Regions from separate parts of the Homo sapiens genome. Here region 2 is linked to region 1. Evidence: read pairs that join two places in POLR2A ChIA-PET (ENCODE). Cell type or tissue: Panc1. All regions are shown on one strand. Links, peaks and the distances in the headings refer to the core of each region. The heading gives the core; the rest is flanking DNA. Region 1 overlaps RAD51B (RAD51 paralog B). Region 2 overlaps RAD51B (RAD51 paralog B).

Evidence for each region. Peaks named below come from ENCODE experiments on the same cell type or tissue, not always from the same donor. Only the 100,000 strongest peaks of a DNase experiment are listed, where the experiment ranks them.
Region 2: POLR2A ChIA-PET joins it to region 1 with 12 read pairs; 2 of 35 experiments call an interaction of 5 or more read pairs at or near these places.

What each region holds. Positions count from the first base shown.
Region 1 is chr14:68,113,503-68,116,431 of GRCh38, reverse strand. The region is part of intron 7 of RAD51B (RAD51 paralog B); the gene reads right to left. It also overlaps the pseudogene LOC100420174. Among named protein-coding and RNA genes, the nearest start is that of RAD51B, 300 kb to the right of the region's middle. In Panc1, for the core only: no CTCF peak of the experiment used is centred there; no DNase peak of the experiment used is centred there; H3K27ac peaks cover 541 bases.
Region 2 is chr14:67,977,783-67,980,711 of GRCh38, reverse strand. The region is part of intron 7 of RAD51B (RAD51 paralog B); the gene reads right to left. Among named protein-coding and RNA genes, the nearest start is that of RAD51B, 160 kb to the right of the region's middle. In Panc1, for the core only: no CTCF peak of the experiment used is centred there; no DNase peak of the experiment used is centred there; H3K27ac peaks cover 2,191 bases.

The DNA.
Region 1 (2,929 bases), core at 293-2,792:
TTCAAATCATGCTACTTATGCTTTACATAGACAGTCTGAAACCATTACCAACTTGAAAACCTAGTTTCTTTTTTTTTTTTTTTTTAACCTTTTAAATGTACAGAGCTTTATGTATGAAACTCAGGTAAATTCAGAATATCAGCAAATAAAATCACAAAGCATGTTGGTCTTACTGTTAGTCTTGCAGTTCCCTAATAAAACCCTAAAATTCACATACCACTGACTGCATGACAACATCTCATGCTGACTCTCCAATAATTTCCACCAGTCAAATACACCACACAACAACTAAGATCACACTCAAATTTCAATTATTTACCTTGTGAATCATTTTTCTTGCTTCCACTTCCTCACTGTTGGGATTCTCTAACTCAATGGTATAAGTACCCTTGTCACTTTGGTCATCATCATTATCCTTTTCAGAAGTAGCAGAAGTTGCTTGATTTTTTAACATTTTATCCATCTCCTGGCTTGGTCTGTGCCCAAGACTCCCTGAACCTCTTAATAATGCAGTTTGTAGGAAGGGTATTGACACCGATGGCTCCTCTGATTTCTGTTTTAACAGTTTCCCATGTGGAACACCATGCCCCACTCTGTGATGCACAGAGCTAGTCTGTAAAGACAAAGAAACCACTTTGGCATCTGCTGTTGAAGACTTTGCTTTCTCAAGTTTTGTATGTGGTGTTGAATATGTAGTTCCCTGACACAAGATTCCCGCACTTTGAGTTAAAGAATATGACCTTCTTTTTCTGGGATTGTCTTCATCAAAGAATGCAATCATAAAAGCAGTTTGACTTACAACAGCTTGGTCTTGATGCTTTTCAGTAGCCTGGACCTTCTGTAGCTTTTTGTGTTCTGAATGGTGGTGTCTTTTTTTTTTTTTTTTTTTATACTTTAAGTTTTAGGGTACATGTGCACATTGTGCAGGTTAGTTACATATGTATACATGTGCCATGCTGGTGCGCTGCACCCACTAACTCGTCATCTAGCATTAGGTATATCTCCCAATGCTATCCCTCCCCCCTCCCCCCACCCCACAACAGTCCCCAGAGTGTGATGTTCCCCTTCCTGTGTCCATGTGATCTCATTGTTCAATTCCCACCTATGAGTGAGAATATGCCGTGTTTGGTTTTTTGTTCTTGTGATAGTTTACTGAGAATGATGATTTCCAATTTCATCCATGTCCCTACAAAGGACACGAACTCATCATTTTTTATGGCTGCATAGTATTCCATGGTGTATATGTGCCACATTTTCTTAATCCAGTCTATCATTGTTGGACATTTGGGTTGGTTCCAAGTCTTTGCTATTGTGAATAATGCCACAATAAACATACGTGTGCATGTGTCTTTATAGCAGCATGAGTTATAGTCATTTGGGTATATACCCAGTAATGGGATGGCTGGGTCAAATGGTATTTCTAGTTCTAGATCCCTGAGGAATCGCCACACTGACTTCCACAATGGTTGAACTAGTTTACAGTCCCACCAACAGTGTAAAAGTGTTCCTATTTCTCCACATCCTCTCCAGCACCTGTTGTTTCCTGACTTTTTAAGAAAACCTAGTTTCATACTAAAAATTACTAAGATGATTAAATGAGATGGTACATAAAATATTCTTCACAGTATCTGCTATGTATTAACACTCAATAAATAATACTTACACAAATAATATGAAATTAATTATCTCTGGCAGATGATCTCACATCCAATAAAAATGAAATATTAAAGACTTGGGAAATACTATTAATAATATCTCTATTTGTACATTAAACCCATGACAATGAAACATAAGTTGATAACTATTTAGGCCACTTTTGATAATAAGAAACTTATCACAATGAGAGTAACAAGATTAAGAAAACAAATATTCTTGCTGTAACAATTTTAGCACGTTTTATATATTATAAAATATAACAGAGAAACCATCATATGTATCTGCACAAATTTAATGACAAAATGCTGCATATATCCCTCAAAAACTTCAATTGAAAGACAATCACACAAAGATACTAAAAATGCCATTCAATGGTAAAATATCAGGTAATGGGTCAGTATAAAACAAATGATTTTCCAATAATGTAATGTGGAACCATTTCAATTATGTGACAGAAAATAATCCAACTTCACCTTAATATATTCAAATATAAAACAAAAATATATATAATCTAGTACCAATCACATTGTTCAGTGAGGCTGAAGGGTTGGCTGTGGCTCAGGACTAGAAGGCTGTCACTAGCAATGATCACAAGCATTTAGAATAAAATAAGAAAACAAGCCTGATACCACAACTCCTAGGGCACAGTTGAGTTCACACAGGAGAAAAACCATATATATGTATTCAGTGTGGAAAACTCTCACCAAAAGATTAAGTCTTCTTTCATCCCAGAAAATATTCATACTAGAGAGAAACTCTTTGTTTGTACTGAATGTTGGTGGGCCTTCAGACAGAAATCAGAGTTGCCTACTCATCAGAAGATTCATACTTCAGAGAAACCTCATGAATGCGGCATCTGTGAGAAGTCTTTTGCTAAGAAATCACATCTTCAACTACGTTACTAAATTCATACAGGAGAGAAACCTATATGTGAACTAACTGTGAGGAAGCCTTCAAATGTCAAATATGAAGAAACCCAGCATGCTCATACTTAAGATAAAGCCTATCAATGCAGTGACTGTGATAAGGGCTCCATTCAGTCACCCTGGTATCCAGATAATCAGTTCTCAGTATGCATCAGAGCATTCATATATGGAAAAAAAAACTTATTTGTTTCCTGAAAGTCATAAAGCCTTCTCACAGTAATCAGCTCTAATCATAAAGCAGAGAATTCATGTTGCACAGATCATATGAATATGTTGTATATGGGAAAGCCTTCAACCAGAAGTCGTACTGTGAGAACTCATTCCCAAGAGAATTTGTAGGAATGCCT
Region 2 (2,929 bases), core at 195-2,694, 140 kb after region 1:
GATATAAATAATTTTTTCACATGAATATCCAATTGTTTTAGCACCATCTGTTAAAAAGTTTGGCCCTTCACCCGTGAATTGCCTTTATACCTTTGTGAAAACTTAGTTGCCCATGTACATAAGAATCTGTTTCTGGACTCTCCATTCTTTCCCACTGATCTGTTTCTCTATCTTTATGCCAATACCCTGCCTTGATTGCTCTAGCTTTATAAGTCTTAAAATCAGGTAATGTTAGTCCTCTAATTTTTTCCACTTTTTTTTGTTTTTTAAGACGGAGTTTCGTTCTTGTTGCCCAGCTGGAGGGCAATGGCGCGATCTTGGCTCACTGCAACTTCTGCCTCCTGGGTCCAAGAGATTCTCCTGCCTCAGCCTTCCCATAACTGGGATTACAGGCGCCCGCCAGCACGCCCAGCTAATTTTTGTACTTTTAGTAGAGACAGGGATTTGCCATGTGGGTAAGGCTGATCTCAAACTTCTGATCTCAGGTGATCCACCTGCCTCGGCCTCCCAAAGTGCTGTTATCACAGGCATGAGCCACCATGCCTGGCCACTTCTTCCTCTTTACGATATTTTTTTTTTGGCATAAGATGCTACAGTAATAGAAATAAAATTAAGGAATTTTTATTTATAACTGCATGAACCCTAGACCTGTTTCTCTATTTCAAAGATAAAACCATTAATTCTAAAAGCTAAGCAATAAACCTTTTAAAAAGATGAAGTACAGACTTCAGTAGAATTTATTTTATCATCTCTACTATATATTAAGCATTGTGCAGGTACCATCACTCAGCTCTTTTGTTTGATAATTTATGTGACTTAAACAAACAGCCACCATTTTAAACTTGCTAATATGTATTAACAGAGTATATATTTAACATCTATCATGTACTCAGAAGTATAAAAGACTCCAGTCAAAAGATATAGAAGATAGTGTTTCCATCACACTGATATCTACTTGGGAAAAAAAGAACAGACATAATACAATTTTTTAAAAAACTTTAATAAATCAACATGAAAATAATAATAGTAGAAGCTTGGTTCAAAAGTACTGTTGAAAAATGGGGCCAGATGGGATTACTACGAAGACTCCTTAAAGAAAATTATAAATCAGATTTGGGAGAAATATTGGTGAGATTAGGGTAAATGAGATCAGTCAACAGGAAAAGGCATAATGTTATTTATGAAAGATTATCCTAGTAGCACCAAGTAGCGCAGTGTTAAAAGGGAGAATGACTAATATTAGGAAAATCAGGGAGAAAACTATTGCTATAAGCCACGCATTAGGGGTTGGGGGCCCACCACCCAGAGTGAAGACTCAGTTTAAATGTCTTGAAAACTATTAAAATGTCTTGAGATACACAAAGAATCTGAAAGCAAAAGTATTTCTTCACTTAAAATGTTCAAATCTATTAGAAATCAGAGTTTAATACTATATTTTAACTGCATTTAGATATTTTAAAACTATATACACATTACAATTGCATTTTTAAAAATTTACTTTTGTGGGGCAAAAACAACTTTCTACACTCATCTTGAACAGTAGTGAGGCCTGGGGGTTGCAGAGTTGTTTACAGTGAACTCTGAGGGGCTCCCATTGCCAAATCTGCCCACACTGTAGCTTCATGTTTAGAAAATGGCTAGCCATACTTTCTTTTCTTCTCCTTCAGTAAAATTAGTAGACTAGCTTTTAGCATATGGAAGCATTTTCACATTGCAAGTTCTGGTGGTGGGGGGAAGGAACAATTTGCAAATGCCATCAAATGAAATGTGCACTTTCAAATGAGGTTGATTATACAGTTTCATGTGGCAAAAGTTAGTCAATAAGTCTTTTCCTTTTTTCAGAAGGAAATGCTCATCTTTGCATAAAATGCAGCAGAGTGATCAAGGAAGGTGTTTTAAAAACATCATTGTAGATTTTCAGAAAAGCACTTTTATTTGAGTGTTCAAGACTGAAATTCAAATGGATTTCATTTTTATTTTAAACTCCTTTTAGAAATATTAAAGTAGGGGCAACAGGAACAAAGCAGAATAGGGTAGTGGCTAGAGAAAGCAATAGTCTTTTAAGGGCTACACTCAGACTTCTTCCTGACACTTTTTCATGTCTGCCTCTGCACCTCCTTCACACTGTCTCTTCTCCCACTTCTTTACTTCTTTTACCTTTAAACACACCAGGGAAGGGAAGCGGGATATGTATGGGAAGTGTGGGATGAGTAAAGAAGAAAACTAAAAGATGCAACAAAGCTAACATCATCACACTGGCTTTATTGAGCAGGCCCTTACAGGTCACCTAGAGGAAAAAACGCAGAGGCTGGAGGGATTAACTGAGGTGACAGTCAATTGATATTCTTTATTTTCCCAAAGAAATATATTTATAAGTCATTAACTATAAGGATAAAAGGTAAGAATCAAGAACTTTAGCCTTTTTCACTTTCTTAATTTCTCTAATTCAAATATTCCAGTACTAAAGACAGGAATCTTGGCTGAAACCCCTACATGCATAAATAAATAAAAAAAAATCTTTTTTATATAAACACCAGTAGTTTAGCCACAGGAAAGCCAAAAATGTGCAAATAATAGCCCAAATCATAGACTGATATTATAAATCATCCTAAAACACAAACTTAATGAAATCTGAGATCGCTATAAGGAAAAGTCAAATACTCCTCTTATAAAACTCTAAAACCAAACATTCTACCTATGGCTTTAGGGGGAAAATAAGGAAGAGGAACAAAAAGGCACAGAAATAGAAAAAGCCATAAAAGAAGATACAAGGGAATGCTGGTAGAAACTAACAATGTAAATACAATGATATCTTATCAAGATCACAGAACTAAATTTAAAGTGGCCGAAAGAACTGGAGCTTTATTTCCCATGGGCTCTCAGGCTTTGTTCTCCAGGGCTTGTGCAAAGTATGCCAAGAATATTATGG